Linked DNA regions of Homo sapiens: region 1 is linked to region 2. Evidence: chromatin contacts called from ENCODE Hi-C or POLR2A ChIA-PET data. All regions are on one chromosome and are shown on one strand. Each heading gives the region's core, a stretch centred on a gene start or an enhancer-like site at or near the end of the contact. The rest is flanking DNA. Distances are from core to core; before and after follow the strand shown.

Region 1 (3,899 bases), core at 1,194-3,693, 59 kb before region 2:
TGTAATTATTCTACTCAGGATGTTTTTTTTTTCCTGTTGAGATTCTATAATACTCTACCTATTAAAATGAACAGTTTGGTATTTTACTCAATCTTTAAAATAACAGAAACATGTTAATCTATTTTTCTCCCAAATCAATAGAGGGGAGAAAAAAGAGAGAGGTTGCTAACGAATGTGATCGGCAGATGAGAGACCTGCGTTCAGAGGGATGCAGTGGCCTTCGGGGACCTCCAGTGACCTCCCATTGTGCAGACAAGCTGGGCTGGACTAAAGCCTAGTCCCTTTGGGCGCTTGCTCCTTTGTGGTGGCAAAGGGCTACATGATTCAGGTAAACTCCCACCACTATGGGCACTCTATGACTTCCACATTCAGTTTCTTGTAATGGAATTTTGATAAATATAAACAATGCGTTAGGAAACAAGGCCTCCATTTTTAGGATCTGGAAATTGAACAGGACTTATATTCTTTTTGTGGTTAAATAATACACAAAAATAAGTGTTCTTTCTCCTTCTAATATCCTGGGTCTTTTTGTATGATACTATTCTTGGGTGAGCTTGGTTATTGTAGAGGTGCTGAATGTCTGAGGAGGAGAGGGGAATTGAAGCCTTAATGGAAAGACAAAGAACTGGTAACAGTTCAGCAAGCCCACACCTCTGATGGATTCTTCCTATCTACAAAGCCAGTCGCACAGCCAAATTCTTTCATTACAGAAAAGACTGTTTCAAAGATAAGGTGAAAATCCCAAAGGATTTTTTTTTATAACAGCGTCCTCATCTGGGAATGGGGTCAATAACAGCAATTCCTCCTAGACTTGAGGCGAGGATGAGGATGATGCACGGTTTTAAGCACAACGCATTGTAAGTAGTAACTGTGAGACATCATTACCATTATTATTATTATTATTATTATTATTATTATTATTATTATTATTATTGGTGCCCAATGCCAAAGGAGGATGGCAGTGGAGGAGGCCTCCCTAAGGCCTGGACAAAGCTGCAAAGTAGCAGCAGCTTGTCTGTGATTCTCTTCCAATTCTCTTTGGTATCCCCTGATTCCCTTCCAATGTCAATAGCTCACTCGGGCCTGCCTGCTCTTAAAATAGTAACTGGATACAAAGTTCTTTCTCTCTTCATCTCCATGCCCTGATGTTTTAGATTTAAGTACTTCACAATCAGGTCTGAATTACTAATAGGTTTAATCTTCCTCAAGATATTTGAATCTTAAGAGGGAAAAGAGGGGCTACCTATGAGGGAATGCTTACGCGACATGTAGAAAGCAGAAGTTTCTACAGGTCGTATAATCATAAGTTGAATAACCTGATCATGGCTAATAATTTTTCATTATAATGAGCTTTTGCATCTCTTTCTAGAGTTAAATGCAAATATTTCTTTTTCATGAAAAGTGAGGAAAATGAAGACAAGATCTTTGCATTTTTATCTCTGTTTCCCAGAAAAAGCATATTGGGAATGTATATCCAGAAATTTTCTTTATTACGTAATTAAAATTAGCCATTGATGTCTTGCTGTGAATTCAGTTTCAGAAATTGTCAGAATTCACTCCCTTCCGTCCCCCACAGTTGGGTTCAAACTTTGAAAACACCTTCCTTCTCCGCAGTTGTTCGTCACCAAGGCCTTTAACTGTCTTCTGAAACACTCACTCTGCTGCCAGAGCTCTTCATTGTCTCCAGACGTCCCTTCAACACCAGCATCCAGCTGTTTTTTCTTATATTTTGGCCTCACTGCGTCAGCAGCCTGCTCTGAAGCACTCCGTTGTCTATCTGCTGTGTTGAGTAAGGTCTTCTGCCCAGCTTCAAGTCCCCTTAGACATTGGCTGTACTCGATTTTTGTCTTCCACTTTTTACTTAAAAATTAATCAGATTCTTTGTTTAGGCAATTTTTCTCACCTTCCAATGAAGAGGCACTACTTACTCTATTCCTTCCTCTGTACTAGTGCTCACAGCATTCCCCTGTGCCTGGAAAGGCCCTTCTCGAGCCTTCTATATACAAAGATCCTGTCTTTTCCACCAGGCTTTCCTTTGACCACTCCAGCTTTCATGCCCATCCTTCTCTTCTTTTAGCTGTTTATGCCAGGTATTATACTACTTACGCTTTTCTCAGAGCATCTAGTACTATTTTGGTGTTCTAATAATAGGCAAATCTGGATGAATAATTGTGAAAAGGCATTTCTAACTTGTAAAAATTCAGAACCTATTTTGGAGGACAGAAACTGGAATGGAATGCAGGCCACTCTCACCATGTGGACTTCAGACACTGTGTGATAAGCTCTGATAACAAAGAAATGAAAATCATTACTGAGCACAAATAAATGACAACATTCAACTTTTGGTAACTTATAGTTCCTCATAAAAAACCACAGAAAACCCCGCGTTGAGGATAGCATGGGCCCCGCCGTACTTGAATGGTGCAGGCAGGATGGTCTGGTAGTTGTAGTGCTGCTTCTGCTGACTCAGGATCTGCAGTTGCAGGAACAGCTGCTGCTGCTGGAGCAGGCGGGCGTAGTTAGAGTCCATCTGCGGCTCATTCTTCTCACCCTTCTGATCTGGTGGAATGTATTGGTGGTACTTTAACTTCTTTACCCGTGGTTTGGGATCTTTGCACTTTTTGCTACGGTGTTTGTCATTTGGATTCTTGGGATGGCTTTGCTATTTTTGAGAAAAAGAAAATAACATTTAAAGAGATGTCACCACATAAAATCTTTTGTACTGCGTGACTAAATGATTTGAAATTAAAAAGAAATGTACCTTAGATACGGGTACAGCCACTTTGGAAAGCAATATGCTAAATTCGTTTCAAAAGCCATGAAAACGTTTGCATATTAACTTTGACCAATAAATTTTCTCCTGCTGCACTGTTCCCTCAGGGTATGGGCAAGATGCTCAGCATGAGCTGTTCAAACTCAATGCACGCTGACCTTGGGTCTCCCGTGTGAACACACTACCAAGTGCTTACACATACAATCTCCTAGTAAAAAACAAGCTGCATGCTAAATATACAATGGGAAAAGGTTAAGTATACTTCACCAAAACCATGTAATACCTAAAAATTCTGTGGAGAATATGTAAAAATGAAAAAATGCTTCCAATGAGAAGAAAACAATATAAACTATCTTTAAGCAATATAATACAAAAACAAATACTGAATGATATGAACATGAATTTGAAAATTTTTCAAATACTACATTTTTCCTTTGAAACTGGGATGTGAGACCATGTATCCCTCATCTCAAGATTAGGAATCAGATGATGTTTTCCTGAGGTCTTGTTGTCTTCTCAGTTTTTAAGTTATCAGATCACTTTATACTTTTCAGTATTCAGATTCTAAGATAGCGTCATCTGAAAAAAACCCATCCAAACAAACAAAAAAGAAAATATACGAAAGTATTGCTAAGCTTCTGTAGGGAACATACCCAACTTAATACAAAGACTTTGAGAAGTACTCAATTAAATGGAGCTATTGATATGATCACATTATCTATATTCATATCCAAAGAATTAGGACACTGCAACCAAAGAAGAATAAAACAAAACTCACTGCATTCTGCAGGTTAGGAATAGTCTCATTTCTAATGTTAGGCTATTCTAACATTCATAGAATGTGACTATTAACATTCTTGTTTATATCCTTCCTTTGGATATGTTTTAATATAATTGGGATGATACCATATATGCTTATTAGAAATGTGCCTTTCTCTCTTCATCTGACATGTCATGAATTCTTAAATCCCTGGTATAAAAGAATGATTCTGCAACAAGATTTTTATGGCCATTTTTACATAACAGTTTACGGACATAGCCAGCGGGGTGCTGGAGCCAGCTCTTACTCATGAGAACCAAACGTGTGCTGTTTCTCCCAATTGTGCATTCAGCAATATCACACCGG
Region 2 (3,959 bases), core at 691-3,190:
AAACAAGTTAACATTGATATATCTGCATTCAAGTTCCACCAATTGTCCCAACAATATCCTGTATAGTAAAAGGATCCAAACCAGGATCACATATGACATTGAGTTCTTGAATTATTAAGTCTCTTTAGTTTTTGTCCATCTCTAACATTCTCTCAGTCTTTCTTCACTTATCTTTCCTTGAATTTTGATGATTACAGGCCAGTTATTTTATAGTATTATCCTCAATTTGAGTCTGTCTGTTCTGTCCTTAGGATTAGGTTCTGGTGATACATTTTCAACAGGAATACCCCAGAAATAATGATGCAATCTTTGCATCCTATCAGGTAATACACAAATTCAAGTATATTAATTGTCTCAAAACTGATGATGTATATTTTGACACCTTGGTACTGGCCAGATTTCTCCATGGCGAAATTATTCTTTTTGTATATAATTATTCTGTGGGAAGGTGCTTTGAGAACAATCCATTGGTGTGTTTGGCTAAATTATTTATCACTATGATGGCTGCCAAATGGTGAATTTGAAAACTCCATCATTCCTTCTACATTTATTAGTGGCACATCCTACTATAAGAAAAAAAAATTCTCTTTACATGGTTTATGTTACCTACTTACAGTCTCCTATTTCATGCAATAGCTTATAATCTGTGACTTTCATTATTTATTTTAATGCCCAAATTGTCCCAGATTTGGCTAGTGTGAACTCCCAGTTTCTTATTGTCATGATTCTATCATTCTTTGAGCAGTTTATTACCTTCTTACTTCCCGGCACAAGATGTCCCAGACTCATGTTGTACTTTTTCCCTGCTTTGTTTAGAACCCAAGGTCTGAATGCTAGGTATGCTCACTGCTGCAAGGGTGTCACTGTTCCCAGGCCTTCTCTGCAGACAGAGCTGAGGAACATGTCTGAGTTTATATGTGTGTGGATGTATACACACACATCTACATAACATTTATATCTCTATATATGAATGGATGTAAATATACATCTATATTTAAGTACGTATGTCTGTATTTATTTATATGTATTGAAAACCATGAGTTCATCCCAATGCCTCCAATTCCATTCCAGTGCCACAGGTTCGCTCTCATTTTTTTCTGTATTTGTGGCCCCTTCTCCTACAGGGAGAAACCTGTCTCCCATAGCTTCTGCCACTCCACTCATGGACACCCTGTATACATCACCACTGCCACTGCTGTGGCTAAAACTGTGCAGAAGCCTCTTCACTCTACACTGGCCTGCCTCCCCCTCTCCCACGGGGCAGCTGCCTAGCTCAGCTCCACACAATGCCTTTTGGAATGAATTAGGGAGAGATGGAGGAGACCTGCAGTATCCCTCAGTAGGAGAAACCCCCACCACTGTCACCTGAATTGCTTTCCAGTAGGTTTGCCCTTGTTCCTCTACTATATGTGGTACATCATCTTCACTGTCATTTGGCTCTAATGTCACGAGTAACATTTAACTTCAAATAATATGTGATGAAAGTCACTTCTGCTATGATAAATCTGCTTCCATGGTGTTTGTGTGTATGCACACTGAAAAGAGCTCTTTTAGTATGAAAGAGATGACCATAAATCAAGTCCATTTTCCCACCACCCCAGGCAGATATTTAATAAGTGTGAGAAAAACTGTATGGCTTAGAGACTAGGAACAATCCAAGAAAGTCTTCAGGGAATCAGAATACAAACAAATGCAGCTCAAGGGACTTACACAAAAACTTGGCAGAGTTAATATATGCTTATAAAACTACTGATAAAAAGAATATTGCTGTGATGATACTATACTTCACTATGAAAAAAACCTCGTAATATTTCCAACTGGGCAATGTTTCACAATGTAAAAACATTCAAGAGTAATGAATAAAATAATTAGTAACAAATGCAAAGAGATGGGTAAATATTGAGGCATACTTTTCTGGTAGCATTCTTGACATAAAGATTGAGTAAAGATGACCTTTTCTCTTCATCTTCTATGTCTCAGTACTTGCTAATAGATCCTCAGTAGCTATTCACTCAAGTGAATAATAGTAAGCTTTGCAACTTCCTTCACACAGGCTGAGTCAGAGTATTACAAAATCTACACAGATAATGAGATTGGATGTATTTAGGAAGGAAAATTTCAGTCTAGGGTACACGTAAATTTTTTTCCTAATGCTACCATATTTTTAGTAAAATACATATTTGATCCATATTTTTCTCGCTTTTAACATTATAAACACCACCGTAAAATACTATACCTTTAGACTGTTACTAAATGGTTATGGTAAATCCCAACGGTTAATTAAAAAAAAATTTTTTTTTATTTAAACAAAGAACACTTAAAGAGTGCTATCTCTTAAATCAGATAGCATGTCTTTAAAGTTCTTTATGGTTATCACTTTTAAAATATATATTGAAAAAGTCCTTCACTTTATCACTTTAAAAATATATACTGAACATACAGTACTTCAGATGTAAACAGATTAACAAATTAGCCCCTATGAAAACCGCTGTTTCATAAGGAAGGATACATTTTTCTGACCTTTCTAGGGTAATAAGATTTTGAAGGAAATCATCCATGTTTCACAGTTAAGCACTGCAGCAGAATTGAACACCACAACAGGGCCAAACAGTCTGATCACTGGTTTGTCATCTGTGCTTGTTGTCCCCCACCCTGGAACAGACCGGCACACCAGCACATTCAGCACCTCCCTCCCCTCCAGGTTTGCTTCACCCTCTCTGAGGACATGAAAGGCAAAGAAGGCTTTTCAGGGTTGGAATTTCCCCATGCATGGTCCCATGACAGGCCTGTGCTCGGACTGAGGGAGAGTGCTGTGTGGGACAAGGGAATGGCAGCACAGGCAGAGGACAGCTTGCGTGGCTCCTCCTCAGGCAGCCATTCACATGACAGCGGCAGCCTGCAACACAAGTGTTCTGACTACACTTGTGTAAGAGACTGGGGCCATTTGTCTCTTCCTGCTCCAATCATTAGCATGAGTAATCAAGAAATGACAGAACACACTTTCATCAACTTAGAAAAAGTCATTCAAGTCCTGTCTCCATTTCTAAGCTTTATAGTTACTTATATAAATACAACTGACTACAAGATTTACAACAAAGAACTTTCCTCAGATGATATGATCAGTCTTCCTCAAATTCTGAGATAACTTCCCTAGCTATGGATATTTGAAAGACTTTTAATGTCATTTCATCACCTTATTGATACAAATATGTCTAGACATCATTAATGTAACTCACTGAAGGCCAATGTGCATTTACTAAGATCATTCTATGCACTGGGGACATGTTAGGTGTGTGTGTGACACAATCTCTGTCTCTTAAGGAATATGGTCTAGAGCTTTTAACTATTTCTGACTGCCACTTTCTCCTCTTTTCCATTCTTTTACTCTTATTAGAATGTTCTTTATACCGGTGCTTCTGTAATTATCTGTGGTTAAGAGAAATATTTTAAAACTTCCAATCGCTGTAGACCAATATGTGGTCCCACCATGCACTGCTAGTAGGGTCACATTAGTTTGGCAATAACCAGACTAATCTGCACTCTGTTCAACAAGAGGAGTCCACTAATCATGCACTTGAGCGTCTCACCGGTGTCGTGCTGCCGTTAAAGTTTCTAAACACTCCTGATTTCTCAAGTTACCTCACAGGAGAATGGTAAGGAAAAGCCTGTAGGATGGTACAGCATATGGACCACGCTGACTAGCACTGCTTTCTATTCATCGACTTCAGTCTAGTCCTCTGACCACTCCCCAGACTACTAGTTCATGCCTTACCTGCATTCTCTTCCTTAGTTATCGTTAAGTCTAGGATAAACTATTTCAACCACTAAAGAATTTCAATGTCTTGATATTCTGCCATTGCCCCTTGCTTATCCCCTGCCCACAAATGACTAATTTTAGTCAAGCAGTCAATCACAGAGTCTCAGGATTTGGTAGAACAAGCACTAGGACATAAATTTCC

Evidence for each region. A loop is a pair of places that touch in the nucleus more often than their neighbours do. ChIA-PET counts read pairs that join two places held with the same protein, here RNA polymerase II (POLR2A). Pooled maps may share reads with other maps.
Region 1: a loop to region 2 is called in a map of natural killer cell, with 4 times the contacts of the local background. The contact joins two enhancer-like sites. A Hi-C loop is called at or near these places in 7 of 168 maps with a recorded cell type or tissue (HepG2, IMR-90, PC-3 and 4 more) and 1 of 50 pooled maps. POLR2A ChIA-PET finds 5 or more read pairs at or near these places in 1 of 52 experiments (WTC11).

The regions. Positions count from the first base shown.
Region 1 is chr16:14,239,000-14,242,898 of GRCh38, reverse strand. It overlaps MRTFB (myocardin related transcription factor B), which reads right to left. Exons shown (of 17, transcript NM_001308142.2): 10 at 2,415-2,662. Among named protein-coding and RNA genes, the nearest start is that of TRT-CGT2-1, 45 kb to the left of the region's middle. Within about 2 kb of position 2,443, at least 2 of the 41 ENCODE cell types and tissues checked have a DNase peak (open chromatin) inside an H3K27ac peak, as active enhancers do.
Region 2 is chr16:14,179,537-14,183,495 of GRCh38, reverse strand. The region is part of intron 3 of MRTFB (myocardin related transcription factor B); the gene reads right to left. Among named protein-coding and RNA genes, the nearest start is that of TRT-CGT2-1, 100 kb to the left of the region's middle. Within about 2 kb of position 1,940, at least 2 of the 41 ENCODE cell types and tissues checked have a DNase peak (open chromatin) inside an H3K27ac peak, as active enhancers do.